2 separate regions of the Mus musculus genome follow, and region 1 is linked to region 2. A link is a loop called in an ENCODE intact Hi-C map of the cell type or tissue named here. Cell type or tissue: heart. All regions are shown on one strand. Each heading gives the region's core, and the rest is flanking DNA. Links, peaks and the distances in the headings are about the cores only. Region 1 overlaps Gm20139 (predicted gene, 20139). Region 2 has its middle 19 kb from the start of Gm20139.

The links. Peaks named below come from ENCODE experiments on the same cell type or tissue, not always from the same donor. Only the 100,000 strongest peaks of a DNase experiment are listed, where the experiment ranks them.
Region 1: it touches region 2 in a loop (4-fold over the local background); 5 of 42 quality-filtered maps call a loop at or near these places.

The regions. Positions count from the first base shown.
Region 1 is chr10:19,171,046-19,180,602 of GRCm38, forward strand. All of the region lies in intron 2 of Gm20139 (predicted gene, 20139), which reads left to right. Among named protein-coding and RNA genes, the nearest start is that of Gm20139, 34 kb to the left of the region's middle. In heart, for the core only: no CTCF peak of the experiment used is centred there; no DNase peak of the experiment used is centred there.
Region 2 is chr10:19,118,253-19,127,809 of GRCm38, forward strand. No RefSeq gene overlaps it. Among named protein-coding and RNA genes, the nearest start is that of Gm20139, 19 kb to the right of the region's middle. In heart, for the core only: no CTCF peak of the experiment used is centred there; a DNase peak (open chromatin) is centred at 5,649.

The DNA of each region.
Region 1 (9,557 bases), core at 2,777-5,276, 51 kb after region 2:
ATTGTCAATGACCCAATTCCTTAGAGGCACTGCACATTGCATTTTGTAGCAATAGAATCATCATCACTACCTATTAGAATAAATAAACATGGGTTAAATCCTAGCATTCATGGTTGGCATTACCAATAGTGGAGTACCCTACACTCACTCTTGCAAATGATTAAATAAGTCAGAAGGGGAGCCTGAGAAACAAGTTACTGTTGCGTGATTGTTCTATTGCCTAACACAGAAAACTTCCCTAACTTAGGCTGGTAGAAAGGAATGATTCCAAGAACTCCCTATGTGCTTTGTGAAGTGGAGATGGATGGTCAGGTTTTTTTCTTTTTAGTACTTTATGCTGTCTCTCTAGGGAAATACTAAGTTATTGAATGTTAGGATGAAGACACACCTCTGCTGCTCTCCACACTCAGCTAGGCAGTCTCTCCATGATTCGATAGAGAGCGAAAGCTGTTTGCACAGTGAGACCTGTGCTCCCGTGTATGGCCCAAGGCTTCTTCCTTGCTGGAACACTGTTAGGACTTTAAAACATTTTTTAGGTTGTAAATTTGGAATTATAACTTGGAACCCACAGCCAGGAAGTTTTAGTTTTTGTGACATTCCAGTGGTACCACCTCCCAGCTTTCTCAGTAATATTCTTCTCTTGTGAAAGGCTAGAAGTGACTTCAACATAAACCATTATATTTCACAGTTTTTACATTCCTTCTACAAATAAAGTGCAAACCGTTTTGCATAAGATAGTTTCTTTATAAATATAAGTAAATAATATGCCAACTCCTTTGCATGTTAGGTTTCTTCATGTCCTTTGTTATAGGTTCTAGCATAGTTGCATAAATACAGAGGAAAAAAACATTTGCTCATAGGGCACCCTATTTATCAAGTTACCCACATCCTTCTGTGGTTCATTGTGAAGAGCTAAAACCCAAACAAAACCTCCCACCACGTCATCCAGGTCTGTTGGTCCTCACACTTAGGTAGCACATCCTAAGCCCACTGTAAATATGAACTCATTTCATCCCTAAGAATGAATAGACCATTACCCAAGTGTGGTTCATATAAAAACAAGGCTCGGGCATTGACGCTATGCTAAGGCTGTGTCACTAGAAATTTTGTGACAACAGAGGGGAATTCAAAAACAATCAAAAGGTCTCTTGAATTGCTCATCAGTGTCTCCATCAACACATTTGACATGCCATCTGTGACCCTCCTGAAGGGTCATTTACAGCCATCATAAGCTAGGATTTTTACATGACAGAAAACTTAGACTGTTCCTATATATTGAAAATCAAAGGTTAGAAACCTCTCATTCTATGATCAAGTTCAATGAGTGAGAGTTTATATACTAAAAAAACCTTTCTTTGTAGGAGTTAATAACTTCACATATCATTATTAATATCAGGGGGGCTTTCTGAAATCAAATGAGAAGATTTCACTTTTCTTTGACAGGTACAGTTTTCCTTTCTCAGTTTAAAGTCTATAGTGAAGGTAGTTGCAGGTTTGTCAGTCTAATCCACCTGGTTTAAGATTTTATTATGATGCCCATGAAATCATCCACACAGAGAAATGAAAGCATGGAGCACTACTTCAATGTCTCTGTGTAACATCAGTATGCACATGGGATTAGTGCAGCCTGCAGCTGGGTCATTTGTTCCAGGTAATTATCATATCTGTTCAGTTGAAATAATTCAGATGAAGATTCAACTTTTATTTCCCCATGGATTCTGATCCTTACTCTTTCTTTTTCTGAGTCACCATCACCTCTAAAAATCTGCTGATCATCACCAATGAAGGCTGTTTCTTCTCTTAGATGTCGTAACGATAGCAAAAGAATTAGTTTGTATATGCCTTGAAATTTTATAAGTATTCCCACAGATTCCCCTCAGAAATCCTCCCTGGAAGATTTGACTATTTTTAAGTGGCAGTGGCTACCCCAAGGATGCTTGTAAAGAAGAGCACACATGGCTCTCCTTCCAATAGTTGCAAGTAGAATTTTCTGGTTTTAGCAGAGACACATTTGTGACTTGTCATTCAGTGTAGCTTCTTTTTACAATGCAGCTCTTTTACATGTTATAGGTACTTTTGATGACTCTTATCTCCATCACTCTTTAACATCATTTTTAGTTCCTTCACATTCACTCTTTTGTCTTAAGTCCTTTCTTCTTCTAAATCTTACTCTATGTAGTGTTGGATATATTATCTTGCAATATACTTTCAAAACAAATCTCAAATCTCATTCTTTTTAGCTTTTCCACTCTTGCCCCTATCTAAGCATCATAGTTTATCTAGTTCTATGAATAGCTCCCTCTGGAGAGACACATGATAAATACTGCAGTGATCTTTTAAATACAGCCACCTACATCTAATCAGTCACCACCTTTAATGCGAAAGTCAAGGTGAGATACACCATTCTGTTGTTTAAATCCCCCAATGGCTTCCTGTTGACCTCAGAATGAAGTCCAAACAGATGAGCTGCATCTTCTCCAAACTCACCAAGGCACCTCCTTGCACTTCAGCCACATTGACCTTCTCATGTACCTCTGATGCGCCAAGTTCTTTTCCATTTTTTTGGAACATTAAATTTCAAGCAGAAAATTAACCCTCTATTTACCACAGAGGTAAGACTTTGTGTGGCCATACTTTGTTAGTTGTACTGTTTTTGATTTAACACATTCTGTAAGGACTTTCACACATTGATCTAATCCAATACTTTCAAATCCAGTGTGAGAGCATCTATCTTACTCTAGTGTTGGATATATTATTAGCTTCAAGCCAAGCTCTTGCCCTTGACTTTGTGATGTTGGGCTGGAACTCTGAAAGCTCTCTTTCTGAAAAATATAGTATGTATTCACTTATAAGTAGATATTAGCCATTAAATGATAACCAAGCTATAATCTGTAGATTCAGAGAGAAGTTAGATAGTGGGGTCTAGAGGGATACATGGGTCTCCCCAGGAAAGGGAAATAGAATAGATTTTACAGATGAAACTGAGGGAGGGTGGGGACAGGAACAAGAGAGATCAGGTAGGAGACAGACGGTTTGTGTAGTTAGAAATGGCTTAAATCAGGGGGCATTTGGGAATGGTATGAAAACCTAGTGCAATGAAAATTTCCTGAAATCCATGAAGGTGATCCTAATTAGGACTTTTAGTAATGGAAGATATGGAGCCTCAACTGGCCGTCTTTTGTAGTGAGGTAAGGATTCCAGTGGAGGGACTAGGTTGTACTTAATTGAGTTGTTGACCAAGAGGGTCCTATGGAAATCCCCAAGCTGATGCTAAGACATAGGGGTTGTTCTCTGCAAACTGAAATGTGGGCCTCACTGCTCAGGACAGCATTCATTCAAGTCATTGAACATGGAGACGTCAAGCAGGTGCCTACCTGGAGCCTTCGTCCCTACATTCCAGTCTCTTTTGTGCAGGAAGGTACTCTGTAGACTACCCAAAGAAAAATGTGGACAGTAACACAGTCACAAAACTTTTCACGTACAATCTGTCCTGCCTGCAAAATATGATAGGGCAATGATGGCACAGAAGTTACAGGAGTAACCAACCAATGCCTAATATGACATAAGGCTCTCTCCATGAGAAGGAACCCATACTGATGTGTTAGAATAGCAGCTTGCATCTGAACACAGCATACCAGGCCAAAACAGTTCCACTTGTAAGAGGTTTATTAGGAGAGAGAGGGGGAAGGTGGCAGCAGAAAGAAAAGGAGGGGGAGAGAGGGGGGTACAGAGAGAGAGGGAGGGAAGGGGCATTCTCCTTTTATATATATGAATAATGACGTAACACAGATAAAGGTGGGAGGTGAGCTAAGTGAATTCTGGGAATATGGTGGCTGTTGTCTTGGCAACAGGTCTGCAGGTCCCACCTATGTGATGTCACAGGTTTCAGAGGTCCTGATACCAACACATACCCCATACTGCTTGAGTGACCAAGAATCAGAGATTAGATAGCCCAGAGACTTAGGATTAAACCAAACACTACCCATCTAAAAAAAAATCAATAAATTGATTTTTAATGATATTCTGCTATACTCATAGATCAGTGCCTTACCTAGTTATTATCAGAGAGGTTTCCTCTAGCAGCATATGGGAGCAATGCAGAGACCCATAACCGGACATTTCACAAAGAGAGAATCTAAATTGGAGGTCTCCATCAAATCCCTCTTGTTTTTGTTAGCTGGTTTTGTGTGTCAACATGACACAAGTTAGAGTCATAGAGAGGAAGAAGGCTCTGTGGAGGAGCGCCTCCATAAGACCCAGCTGTAAGGCATTTTCCTCAATTAGTGATCAATTCGGTGAGGAATTGGGGGTGGTGCCATCCCTGGTGGCCCTAGATTCTATAAGGCAGCAGGCTGAGCAAGCCAGGAGAAGCAAGCCTGTAAGCAGCCCCCCTCCATGGGCTCTGCGTTAGTTCTTGCCTACGGGTTTCAGCTCTGCTTGAGTTCCTGGCCTGACTTCCTCCAATGATGGGCGATAATCTGGAAGTGTAAGCCAAATAAACTCTTTCCTCCCCAACTTGCTTTTCTGCCATGGTGTTTTGTCACAACAAAAGAATCCCTACCTAAAACACCTCTCCTCAGAGCTCAGGACATCTCTCAGGAGGCAGAAGTGTGTAAGAGTCAGAGGGGATAAAGAGCAACAGAAAACGCAGCGCTCTGACTCAATTAAGCAAGGCTCATAAGAATTCACAGAGACTGAAGCAGCAAACACAGGGCCTACATGGGTTTACACCAGGTCCTCTGCATATGTATTATAGCTATTAGCTTAGTATTTTTATGGGACCTCTATGAAAACAAGAGAGTCTCTGACTCTTGTGCCTGCTCTTAGGACTCTTTTTACTGTTGGGTTGCTGTACCCAACTTTGATATGAAAGTTTTTGCTTCATCTTATTTTATCTTATTTTGTCATATCTGGTTGTGATCTCTTAGAACCCTATTCTTTTGTAACAAGAGACACAAGGGGAGTAGACCTGGAGGGGAAGGAAAATGGGGAAAATCTGGGAGGAGTAGAGGGAGGAAAAACTATAGTCGGGATGTATTATATGAGAAAAGAATAGATTTTCAATAAAATTATGTAATTATGAAAGAAAGAAAGAAAGAAAGAAAGAAAGAAAGAAAGAAAGAAAGAAAGAAAGAAAGGAAGGAAGGAAGGAAGGAAGGAAGGAAGAGGAAGGAAGGAAGGAAGGAAGGAAGGAAGGAAGGAAGGAAGGAAGGAAGGAAGGAAGGAGGAAAGAAAGCAAAAGAAAGGAAGGAGGAAAGAGAGAGAGACAGACAGTCAGAGAGAGAGAGACAGAGACAGAGACAGTGAGAAAAGAAAGCCATCTTTTACCCGCGCTGGCTTCCTGTTGAGTTCTGCCCTGTCATTGTATGGTCAGGCTCTCACTTGCACCTGTGTGCTATACAAACAGAATCTCTTGGCAGTTTCAGGGCCGAGAGGTGGGGGAAGATTGCACACATACACACCCCTTACTTCCCTCAGTCTATAGTAGAAAAGGCAGGCTGAATTCTGAGTCTTCTATTTCCTGGCAGACAGGCCCATTGTCACATACTATACAGGAAGGCAATCTAGATCCCAAATTTCCATACATGGTACTCATTTGCATAATGATGATACATACTGAGAAACATTGTAGCACCTTCTCTAACTTGAGACATATCACATGCTTGCTATACTGTTTCAAATGAACACAATAACTTTGTGAGATTAGAAAGCAACACTGAGACCCCACCCTCCCCTAAGAAGGAGCACTGCCCAGCTGCTGGCCTTAATTGACTTAAACTGTTGGGGAAAATGGGAAGAATCCGGGAGTTAAGCCGAGGCAAGCCTCACAGCCTAGTACAGAGCTGCTGTTGCCTGCCAGACACAGCACAAAGATCTGCACAGGGATGAACACAAGGCCCGTACCCAGAGTATCCCAGATGTGTGTGCAGCAATAGCGCTGAAGGTTTCAATTAAGAATTGCGGACTTTGGGGAATGTGTTCACAGGTCTCTAGAAGTCTGTAAGTCCTAGCTGTATTTACTAAATGTTTATATAGTATTTAACGGGTTGGCATTTTTCTAAGGACAGTATGACTCTTAGCTTAGTTAACCTTCATTTTAAAAGGGTACAAGACAGGTCCCACTAGTGCTATGCTCTCAATGATGAAGAAACGGAAAGAGAACAAGGCTGTGGGACCTGTTCAAGGTCAGGATGCTCCCTAAGGTGAAGTTAGTTATGATTCAGCCCTGGAAGCCTGGCTCTCCCGACCCAAGCCTCTAAGAGTAGATTAGGATGAGAGCCATGTGCCATTTCAGTAAGATAATTTGAAATCAGCCAGCTTAGGGACCACGGTGTCTTCCTAACTGTGGACCTCCTTTTACACAAAGACGGCAGACAGAATAGATAATAACAGCATGGACCCTCCAGGTCTGAGTTCCAGACTCTGACCAAAGTCACACACAGGTGTGGTAGGCTAGAGCTCAACTCCTGGCCACCACAGCATGCTTTTACATGATTAAATTCCCCTCTGGTGATCTCAGCCCTTAATGTACTACACAAATACTTCCCAGACACCAACCAATTGGAGCTCTCTAAGCAAATGCACTCAGGGAACTAGTTTTTCCACTTCTGTGAAGGTTGTCTTCATTTGCATGGGCTCTTCCCTTATCTGGGAGGGCAGTCGGCCACAGTCCTCCTGGACATTATCTGTGCTCCAAGATCAATGTCAGGTTCTCTGCCCCACAGGGTCAAACTGCATCTAGATTCTTTCTCTTCTTGTACTGGTTGAGACAAAAGGACAAATAATTTTCCGTTTCTTCCTTCTTTTGCTTTGTCCACCACAAAGTCTCCATGACCCAAGTATAACCTGATTTTTCTAACTTTGTTTTTTGTAGTAGAACTAACAAAATTTGCTGTCTTTCCCGCCTCCTAACTTTTGGTCAAGGTTATCTACTCAATAACTAAAGCCTAAACTCAAATGTGATGTCGAATGCTTTTCTCTACTATGTGGACAAAGTGACTTTGCTACACTTCACAAAAGGCTGAAGACACTGAAGTGCGCCTCCTCGAGGCCAACAGCTTGAGGGTTATGGGGAAACACAAGTTTTTGTTTTCAGTTTTGTATTGTTTATTTCTGAGACAGGGTGTCATACATACAACTTGGGCTGGCCTCAAACTCATTATATAGACCAGGATTACCTTGAATTCTGATCTCCTGCTGAAGCCATAGAAACTGAAGGATCCCTTTGTGCTCCTCGAGGGTTACTAGGGAAATTGGAGCATCCCACTTTTGAGTTCTTAGTCTTATTGATAAAATAATTTAGAAACAGACTCTCAGAAAAGCTCACAATTTTATTAGAGTTTGAGAAAGAACAACAAAGGAGGTGAGCTGTGATTCTTTTATTTATTTATTTATTTTAATTAGGTATTTTCTTCATTTGCATTTCAAGTGCTATCCCAAAAGTCCCCCAGACCCTCCACCCCCCCCCCACTCCCCTACCCACCCATTCCCACTTCTTGGCCCTGGCATTCCCCTGTACTGAGGCATATAAAGTTTGCAAGACCAAGGGGCCTCTCTTCCCAATGATGGTCGACTAGGCCATCTTCTGCTACATATGCAACTAGAGTCCAGAGCTCCGGGGTACTGGTTAGTTCATATTGTTGTTCCACCTATAGGATTGCAGACCCCTTCAGCTCCTTGGGTACTTTCTCTAGCTCCTCCATTGGGGGCCCTGTGACCCATCCAATAGCTGACTGTGAGCATCCACTTCTGTGTTTGCCAGGCCCTGGCATAGCCTCAAAAGAGACAGCTATATCAGGGTCCTTTCAGCAAAATCTTGCTGGTGTATGCAATGGTGTCAGCGTTTGGAGGCTGATTATGGGATGGATCCCTGGGTATGGCAGTCTCTAGATGGTCCATCCTTTTGTCTCAGCTCCAAACTTTGTCTCTGTAACTCCTCCATGGGTGTTTTGTTCCCAATTCTAAGAAGGGGCAAGTGTCCACACTTTGATCTTCATTCTTCTTGAGTTTCAAATTAGATATTTTCTTTATTTACATTTCAAATGTTAGCCCCTTTCCTTGTTTCCCCTCCAAAAACCTCTCCCCCCTTTCCCTTCCCCTGTGAACTGTGATTCTTCGCAGTTGCCAAGAAGTGGGAGATGAAGAGGATAGAAAGCCATGCCTTTTAAGTTCCGGCCTGTGCAGCAATGGGGTCAGGAGGTGGTCACTAGATAGAAGGCAGCTTCAGAGAAAGAGTGGCTTTAGCCAGTTTCTAAAACAAACAAACAAAAACAAAACAGCAACAACAGAACAAAAAAAAAAAAAAGGGAAGGAAAAGTTAGACTTTTCTGAGTTAGTACTCAGAAAGACAGCCAGACCCTAAGGTGCTCTGCAGTGGAAGCTCTCCTCAAGGGTAGAGCTGCCGGGAGGATAAAGATATTATCTCATTAAATGGAGTCTTAGCTCTCCTATTTTCTGAGTGTGACTTCCGGTGAACCATCTTTTCTTGGAGTCAGGGATGGACATGTGACCTGGCTAATGACAGGATGATGCTTGGGACATCTTAGAATGTCAGACCAGAGACAGACTTGGATTTCTTCTCTCTCTGTCTCTGTCTCTCTGTTTCTGTCTCTGTGTGTCTCTCTGTCACTCTTGGTCTATAACTATGTGTGTCTCTGTCTCTCTGTGTGTCTCTCTGTCTCTCTCTGTGTCTCTGTCTCTTTCTGAATCTCTGTCTCTCCTTCCCTCTCTCTACAGGGTCTCATTTGAGTAGTCTCCAGAGAGAGAGTTCAAGGCCAGCAAGGACTACTCACAGAGATCCACTTGCTTCTATCTATAGAATTCTGGGGTCAAAGCCTTGAGCCACCAAATCACTAACCTCTCAGGAATTCTATTCTTTTGAGCAGAAGGAAGAAGCTTTCCATTAATGGGCCTCAACAAAGCCCAGATACCTCAATTCTTGTCATGTAGCAATTTAAGTCTTAAGGAAGTGTTCCCTTTTTTTAGTGCAACCAGAGAAAGAAAGAGTGTGGTCCAAGTCCATGAGGAGAGGTCCATCTTCAGTGGCCCTCAAGATTGCTAATCTCTGTCTCGGTACCTAACAGTGAATCTACTGCCTCCAGGGTGCTGAGATTAAAGATGTGTTCCATCAAGCCCAGTTTATGTGGCACTGAGAATCAAACCCAAGTTTCCAGGCATGTTAAGCATTCTACAATTAAGTCTCATCCCAAGCTTGGGAGTTTGTTAGAATTACAGTCTCAAACCCATGTCAGAATCATTGAATCTTTATTTGCATTGGATAATTTATGTGGACTTTAAAAATGTGAGAAAACTGAGTTAAATAATATCAAGCTACATCCATATTTATAAATAATATCAATTGCTGACCTACAATATCAAATTGCAATTGACTCATAAATTATGAGAGAAAATGCTCTGGCATTTCCTAAGATACATAACAGCAGACAAAGGAAGAAAACTCTATTTGACAGACGATTTTGCCTGGAATATATACACCTTACCCTATAGTGGTTTCTCCATGAAGTAAAGTATTCATACAAAAGAGAAACTGGTATCAA
Region 2 (9,557 bases), core at 4,304-6,803:
GATGCCCATCTCACTCATCTGTCCCACCTTTTGGGCCCTTTATTCATTAAAACCTCCCCCCGTCTAGTCTCCTTTTGGCTTTCATGTCACTTGTGGCTTTTCCCAACTTCTCTACCTCATCTTCTTTTTTTCTCTCTTGCTCTCCTTTCCAGTTTTTTTGTTTTGTTCTGCTCGTTGCTTTACCCACCTTTACACCCATTTTTATATGTCTGTGTCACATATTACAAAAAAAAAAAAAAGATCTATATAAGAGAGATAACATGTCATTTATGTCTTCCTGAATTTAGGTCACTTTTCTTAATATTAAACTTTGCAGATCTATCCATTTTCTTACAAACGTCCCAATTCCATTTTTGTTTACATCCAAATAGTATTCTATCGTGACTATGTACTATATTTTTCTTAGGTAGGTAACTGGAGACATAGGCCTTTAGAAGCTGCAATATTTCCTCTTTCTTCCTCACCAAGTAGCTCTGTCGAACCCAGCTTGAGCGGCACAGTGAAAGAGGCTGACTGTTTCCTGGAATAGCCTATTTCACTTTCTAGGGGGTGGGGAACCAGGTAGTCTTTAAAAGGGTATTCTTTATTTTTAACAAGATGTCTATTTTTTTTTCAAATTCTTAAACACTGGGTTTGAACTCTTGGGTGACATTTTTATCCCCTTTATTCATATCCTCAGCCCTTCCCATTGGCCAGATAAGGAAGAAAGTTTGCAAAACAATGGGAAGCTGGAAAGGGCCCAGGTTATGAGCAACCAGGAAAGTCGGGTTACTGTACCAGTCATACAGATAATGCTTAGCAAAGGTAGCAGACTCTGGAGAAAGCTGATGAGGTCAAGTTTGAACACAGACATAACCATAGTTATTAAAAAAAATTGAGAAAACCCAGTGGGTAATCTGAGAAGTCCAGAAGGAAGTGGTAAAACCAAGGGAAAAAAATGAAACCATTCATGATGAATGTGTAATGAAAAGAGGACAAGAATGAGATAATTATAGTTCAAAGCAGTTATCACATTATTGAGGTCCAAGTAGGTCGACAGGATTATGACTCTAAGGGCAGGTATAGGAAGGCAGGTGGTGATATTAAGCCAGTAAACCCATCAGAAGGAATTGGGATGTAAAATTTGCATGTATGACTGATGAGGAAATACGATGGGAAGGAGAGAGTATTACCAGCAATTATCTTGAACCTGAGACGTAGCCACATTGTGGGTGTGGTGAGGTAAGGGAATTCACACCCATTATTGATCCTTATTTGCCCAGCACATTCTTAAGTATTATAACCTGATAAGGTAGGTGTTGGAAATCAACATCCCCACAGTTCACAGTTGGTAGCCATTTGTTTGAAGGGAGTAGATAAGCTATTAAGTGTGAATTTTTTGACTCCAGTACCCTTCTACTTCCCCATAATACAACTCTATTTCTTTGGACTGTAGAACATTGTTCTGCAAGCATAGCGGGTGTCACCCTCTTCGTTGGGGCAGCCCTGGCTACTTGCAAGGTACACTCGAGATTGGGTCTCCTGACATCTCCATGTGGCAAAAGGAAGTAACGAGGGTCACTGAACCTTCACCTGAGGTCCTAGACACTTCTTTTTGTATATGACTCTTCCCCAAGCTGCACGTGTTAGTCTGAGAACATGACAGAGTATACAAAGTAGTGAGGAAGGGGGACCCCATCTGTGCTGCTATGGAAAGCAGTCATGCATGCTAGAGTGAGAACTTCTGCTGATCTGTCTTTTGGGCCATCACTGACAATATTTTAAATAACACCTCATATACTAAGTAAGCTCAGTAAGGCATTCATTCATAAAGTTAGACTGTAATGAAATCCTTACTTCTGTCCTTTGTTGGTGCTCTAACACAGGTGAGCAGGCATTTGATATACCTCTTAGGAAAAGTCCATGGAGCAGACAGGAGCTCCCTGGAAATACACCATTTAACAGGATTTAGGATCATTTCTACTCATTTCCAGTAAGCCTGGCCCAGTATCTGGCCTGGTGTGTCTATTTGGAAGGCTGGTGAGTGACTAGGAAAACTGTTAGGGCAAGGTCACAACCGGAAAGAGCTAAGTTCCTTTCCTATGCTCAGGTGATGTTTGACATGATCCGAAAGAACCTAAGACACAGGCACAGAGAGAAGTGCTCCAAATAGAGTACACAGAGCATTCACTAAAATGGGCCCAGGGGTTCCCTCCATGTGGAATAATCACTGTCACTTGGGATAGGGAGAGAGAGTCCCATTCCTCAGTCTGTGTCCACCTCCCCCGCAGTACTGGTCTTGAAGCTGTGCATACAAATGCTTCAAGTTCTCTGCATTCTTGTCTCAGACATAATGAGTTCTATAGAACACTGGCGACAGGTAACTGGGACTGATGCTAGTAATTAGTGCTACAAGTATCCTTGGAAAGTGAAGACATACAAAGGTGAGGAAGTATATATACATTATGCTTTGATATGAACCTTGCCTCCTATTGAGTTCTCATCTGTAGTCAGCTAAGTATCGGGAAAAATTACAAGAGACTTTGAAATGGGCAAAGACAATTACTGTGGGACAGCCTTGTGGGGGTTGGTTGTCTCTGCGTTCTGTTTGCCTTTGAACTGTGTTAAACTCTGTAACTTGTAAAGCCCTGAGAGCGATGAAATGAACCCTGCAGATGAAGTGCAGTGGAGAGGCGACAACTATGACTTGTTTCTGTGGCCCAATCATCCACCCAGAACACATGGGCTCCTCTACAGCAGCCCCTCCTCTACCATGGACACTACACTTTTTAGCTGTGGAAGACTTTGGAAGCAGGAATTATCACAGAGACAGAGCCCCTTGGAAGACGGGGACAAGAGTTAAGATGGTAGCTTGCTTACTGCTAAGACAACCTCTAGCACAGAGGTTTGTTGCCTTGCGAGTTTGAATAGTACAGTATTTTTATGTATGTTTCTCTTCTGAATACGGTATTCACTTCGAACTAGCAGGAGAATGTCTGTTACTTTATTTAGGGATTTTGCTTGTTTGTGAAACCACATATTGTGCTATAGGGACAACTGCATTTAAAATTTATTCCCAAGATGTTTGCTTAAGAATAAGTTTAGAAAGTTTGCCATGAATAACCATTAGCTCACTTCTGTAGAACCTGGCTTCTATTTTTTTTTCCTTATTAAAACAAGCAAACAAGAAAGCAAGCAAAAAGAATAAGAAAGGAAAAAGAAAAACATTTTTACTGTTTTAATTTTTTCAAACTTTTTAATTACCTTCTAATACTAAAACTGAGATAACGGAAGGAGAGAGAGAGAGAGAGAGAGAGAGAGAGAGAGAGAGAGAGAGAGAGAGAGAGAAATTCTGAAATGTACACTTTCAGAAAACAAATAATGCTCTCAAACAGTCTGAACTTCCATCAAGTTTGGACGACTGGGATAAGCACAGATTTCAATATAATCTCACTGGGAAGGCACTAAGCAGTCTGAACTGGAAATATTCCCCTTTTTCTTTAAGAGACCAGCAGTGTGCCTCCCTCATAGGAGCTTTTGAAAAGGCTGGGTCCAATGATATTTCACTACCTGATCAACAACAGGCACAGCTCACACAGATTCCTCCAGACGTTCACAGTGCGAAGCGATGGGCATTGCACCATTCAAACAGCCAATTATCTTTAAAATGCATCTTAATTGCTGTTAACCTGGCCAATGGTTTCCTATCAAGTACATGACAATATAAGATAAGCCTACACACACACACACACACACACACACACACACACACACAGTCACCCTGGAATTAGGTAGCTGGCTTGTTCTCCATGTGGAATATATGTGCTGGACTCACTTTCCTAAGAAGTCCTCAGGAGCTGGTGACTGTGACCATCAGTGGTAAAGAAAGACCCTACAGCTCCTCGGTAGCCTCTGCTGCACCGGTTCGGTACTCGTTCTGCAGAAGAGGCCTAACTTCTGTCTTTCTTCGCCAGACCAGGAGCTGTCTATGAGCACCTGCCTCCACATCAGAACTCTGATTCGGAAATGCTACTTTTATCTGATGCTCTAGAATATCTGTCATCATCACTGCCATTTCTACGGCTCTGTTGTGAGCCAAGCACCAAGAATATGAAAGTGGGAGTGGGAGTGGGAGGAGAGCGGCTGTGCATGCCAGGAGGATGTGCTCTGGTTAGACAACAGCTTCCTCTCTTTGAATGTGCGTCATTGCCTTTGGCAGTTCCTGGACCTCAAAGCTCAGCTCTACTCTGCCAGATGAATCCCAGATTCAGCCCTGTGGAAGCTGCGTTGTGATTACAATTGTTTCACAGAGACCATAAACTGCTTCTCTTAGGAGAAACATACCGAATTGTGTTGAACTCTGACCTGTATAACTTACTACTTTCTGTGGTAGAGATAAATGCCTGTTGCTGTTAGCTCCTTTAAAAAAAATGACTTGTTAGGAACTTAAAATGTTAAGGAAAACTTATTTAGACCCCCAGAGACTCTAAAATGCACCATCTCTCTTTTTAGTGGCACCAAGCTTGATAAAAGTTGTCATGGCAACTTTGTGGAACCACGTGACCACAGGGATACAGGGCTGACTATGCTCACTCATGCATCTCTGCCTGTTGGTTGATCCAAGTTGTTTACTAAGAGTGGACTTCTCCCCTCCTGTCCAAATTCAGGTGTCAAATCTCCAGTTGTTGAGATGGTACTTGCAGGTATCTGGAGCCTTTGGGAGAACATAAGACAATGACATAGAGCTCTCTTGCATAGAATCAGTGACCTTATGAGACAACCAACCAGATGCTTTGTAGATGATGCTGTCCCTCATATCCCCACACTGCCAGGCATTGTCAACCGCATTGTGCCTTTTGACACATCCATAGGTGGTAAGCCTGGGGGTAGTGTTGCCTCCTATATGCTGCCTTCCAGTGCCAGAGGCAGCAGACGCTTCCTTACCTGAGCTGAAGGGAAAAGATCTGACTGTAGGGCTCTCACGTTCCAGAATTATTCCAGGACTCACTGTGAGGCTGTAATGCCACACACCATAATGGCACTGGTGTCAGGCAATTTGACGATGAGAACGCCATCCTAAACCACACAGGTCTTGGCGTGCTGTCCCTGACAAACACCTAACCAAATTAGGGTAAAGTTTTCCTCCATGCTGTCAAGATTCAGTGGTTACATGGCCAGCACGTGGACTTTAGAAAGGCGAAAGATGATAGAGCACTGTGATTCAGAAAGGGTAAAATAAAATCAATAGGATCACCGCTACTGATAGTGGATGACTTTACACATCTGACTTTTGTTTACCTTACCCAATATATGCCAGACCATCTGAGGGTCAAGAGAGCACTTTTCCATATGTGTGTGTGTGTGTGTGTGTGTGTGTGTGTGTGTGTGTGTGTGTGTGAAGAGAGCACTTTTCCATATATATATATATATATATATATATATATATATATATATCTTAAAAAGCTCCCCCCCAAGGCATGGCTCTGCCCATCATCTCTGCCTAGGCTTCACTCTTTACTGCAAGATTGTCTGACAAGTTGTCAGAACTGTATGAAGTTGCTTTCCAGGAGACAAGCTCCCCCTCTAAGCGCCTCCAGCCTTTTCCTTTCCTAGCTTGAGATTCCTGGGGAAATTCCAGTTTCCTGGGGTCCATTGTTTCCCTGGTCTCCGAGGCAAAGGGCGGAGCACCAGCAGCTCTTTAGAGTATCTTCCTTGTTTGCCAAGAGAATTGCTACAGGAACTATGAAATCCCACTCTTACACTTCAGGAAATGTGGACAGGGAGAGCGAATGTGCGAAGCCTCGCTATGGGGTATATTGCCGTACAGCTAAGCCAGCCAGGCCATAGGACAAGTTTGCCTTCTCCTCACCTTCTGCTTTAGAAACTACTCACAAGCATGTCTGAGATCAGCTTCCATGCTGTTTGCCACCGAGTTTTCAGTTTTCCATTTAGCTCATGCTTTAGCAGCCCTCTTGGGCCAGGCAAGGAACAGAGCATGCGCAGAGGCACACAGTTGGTTTCCCAGGGGGCCATTCGTTACCCTTCCACATAACTCTGAATCAGTGGAAGTAAAGTTATGAGAGGAAAGCTGAGGTGAGACTTCAGGGTAAAAAATGCATTCTCTCCTTCTTCAGAGAGGAATCATGGAGACAAGTCTTCTGCAAGCCAGATCCTAGGAGCCTAAGGCTAGTGTGCCTATGCAGACAGGGTGCCTCATAGGTACTCCAGGTTCTCAAGGTGACAATAAAAGCAGCTCACCAGACAGAGCTGTGGGTGGCTTCATAGAATATGAGGTAGAGAAATTTAATCTATCCTGTCCCCACTTTCACTCACTCACTAGCCGTGTAGTTCTAGTAGTCACTTAGCTTCTCTCAAACATTCATTTTGTCTGCAAGAATTATGTGGCCTGACTCACTCGTAGGTCTCTGTAGCTCAAAAGAGATTGTAAAGATGAACGCACTATTGTGAATTGAAGTGCTCGGCTTGTCTAAGGTAACATCTTCATTCACACTTGATGATCTGGCTGATTTATGTTTACAGACCTCTTTGATATGTCTCAGGGGATTCCTGGATGGCCTCACACCCTGGCAGAATTTGCTTGTCTGGCGTTTAAGACATGCTAGGAGACTCTCCTTACAAAGTTGTCTGTCTGCCTGTGGCTTCCACTTTTTCTGCATCTGTAAAAATGAATGTCTAACGTAGCTTGAGGCCAGTAAGCAAAACCCACATCCCTTTATCGCTCAGTTCTGAGAAGGAGGTCAATTTAGCAACTCCGTGAGAAAAGAACCTTCTTGGTTCCTTTTATTGCTGAAGTCATTCCCAGAGGTACACAGTGGGTCTAACCTAGTAGTCAATCCAGTAGTTCAAATGCAAAAGCAACCAAGTTTGTTGGGGTTCAATGGGTTGGACATAGAAGCAACGGTTTCTTTATAACAACCTGTGGGAAAAGTCTAGAGAGAGAATATGCCGTCATATCCCAGCCTGGCCCAGAGAAGTGCCGGGGGTGGGGGGAGGACACTGAAAACTGATGAAAGATAATGAAAAATAGAAAAAGAACCAAGGATTAGGAAAGAAAGATAATGTTCTATTTAAGAGATGAAGGGGAGGGACAAAGACCTTATCACACTGAGGCTTTTCTAACTATAAATAGTAACATGTAAGGAGCATGCTCTATGTAAGCAACCACCATCTCTGTCTCACAGCAGGGAAATGGGACACAAAGATGCTGAGCAATCTTCCCAGGAATGAGCAGCCAGTGAGGATCCATCCTGAATCCGACCCCAGATTGATGGTCTGGCTCCAGCATCCACAGTCCTAATGGCCTCAGCTATACAGAACTCTGTGTTATCCCATAAGGTCATTGTTGCATCTCTTGTAGAGTAAGTGGGAGTGAAGAGTCTGCTAGGAATCCTGCCTTCTCGGTTATCTTGAAAGGAAAAGAAAATAAGGTGGCTCCTATAGCTGTGTCCTTAGATTCCTGCTTCTTAATTTTAACTCCAGATACGAACAAGGCTTGCATGTATTTTATACGTATTAACCAGAGCATCAAGGAATATAGACTGGGCAAATTAATATAGACTTATGAATGATGGGTACAAGTTACATTTGAATAATGTTTTATAATTTATAGAGTTTGTTCAAATTAGTTTTCTCATTTGAATTTCCTAATAGCTTAGGTAAAGAAAAAAAAGTATTTTCCTATCTTAAAAATAAGCAGATGAAGCTCAGAAAGTACTCAGAGGAAGAGAAGTAGCAGCTTTGTCAACCTAAGGGCCCAGCACGTAGGGCCATATGCTTTGCCTCCTTTGACAGAGGTTTCTGTACAGATGCACACATGTGTTTTCAGAGCTTTAAGTTTTCCTTGCAGGGACAGCACAGATGTCCTGGTGATTTGGGACACTGCATGTTCTTCTAGACGACTCAGCTTTGATTCCCAGCACCCACACAGTAGTGGCTCACAATTGCCGATAACTCTAGTTCCTGGGGTTTCCATGCCCTCTTCTTGGCCTCCAAGGGCACTAGGGTGCACAGATGGCTCACATGCATACATGCAGACAGAACACACATAAAGTAGATAATACATAAATAAATAAACTTGATTGAAAAGATGTTAATTTGAGATTTATTTTGCCAGGCATATGGGTTTCTGTCATGCTTTGGCATATTTTCTGAGTTAAAAATGGCTAGTCTGGGAATTTGTTGACACAGCATGGGGACCTTGACATTATTGCTATCAAGACTCTTTGAGAAATGAGTTTTCCTACTACATCTGTTTATTTTGTATGAATCTGTGATCAATTGCCCAGACTGTAAGGCTCATTATTTTCTGCCTCTGCCGGAACCCTTGTAAAATTTCCCTATTGAGGAGTTCTATATTAGTCATCATCCTTTGCTTGAGTTTTGGAATTGTCTCACGCTATTCTCAATGACACGAAAAGAAATTCCTGCAGGGAATGCCCACAGTCCCATGCAAACAAACGAGGCAAGGGCTGGGACCCAATGACTAAGCCCCTAAGGAGTGTGTAAGTGGGAACTGATGGAAAGGATGCAGGGTTTCCTCTGAGCTTCCCAATCTTCTGCTCTTTATTTCTGTCCTAATTTCCTGCAGTCATTTCCATAGACGCTAGAAGACATAAACTTAGAAAGCAGACGTCTTCCTAGGAACAGAAAAGCACACTATACCACTTCAGGGCTAGAATCGTCTAAGTCCTTAACCTGTCTCTTTTCAATCATCCTGACTATTATGGAATACCCCTACTTACATTTTTTTTCTCATACCCATTGACCTATCACAGAAGAAATGAAAAATTCCTGGGGCCATAAAATTTCCTCCCAAGTGAATTTCTTCTCAAGGGCTTAATTGGTGTCAGGCATGTTTGCATTGCAATGGACAGCATCCAAGGAAACTCCCGGAGTGGTCAGGAAGTGCTGTTTCAGTGACTCAAAAGTAAGACTAATTCAGGTTATTCACATTTGTAATCTGCAGTGATGCATACTTTATCTAGTAATGATCAAAGATTATATTTCTCTGACACACAAGGTCTCTTTGTAACCCAATACCAGTCTCTTTCTGGTTTTCTCAGTTGTAAAAGAAAAAAGGAAGAAAGTAAGGAAGGGAGGGATGGAGGAAGGAAGGAAGGAAGGAAGGAAGGAAGGAAGGAAGGAAGGAAGGAAGGAAGGAATACAAACAACTCTGGTCCTAGCATGTTGATTTACTATCTGCAAGGAAACCAAGTATTTATATGTGACATACCCTGAAGATCAAAGGCACAAGTACATAGCATAATTAACAAAGCTGTATGGTGCTTGTGGTAAGTTGTAAAGTTACCATGGCTCATCATGTACACAGTATTCAGGGCATTTGTCTCAGCAATGGAAATAGTGTAAAATGCAACATTGCCTACAGTTTGAACAACGCAACACATTGAAGAAAGATCAGAAGAAACGTTTCAGAAGACACAAAAGAACCTGAAAGGCCACTCTCTGAGGAATGGCAGCTGCCCTAAGTGCCTCTGAGAGTCCTTGTCTGATAGTCACATTTTCACCGTGAAGTTACTTGTAGTTACACAAGTCCTTCA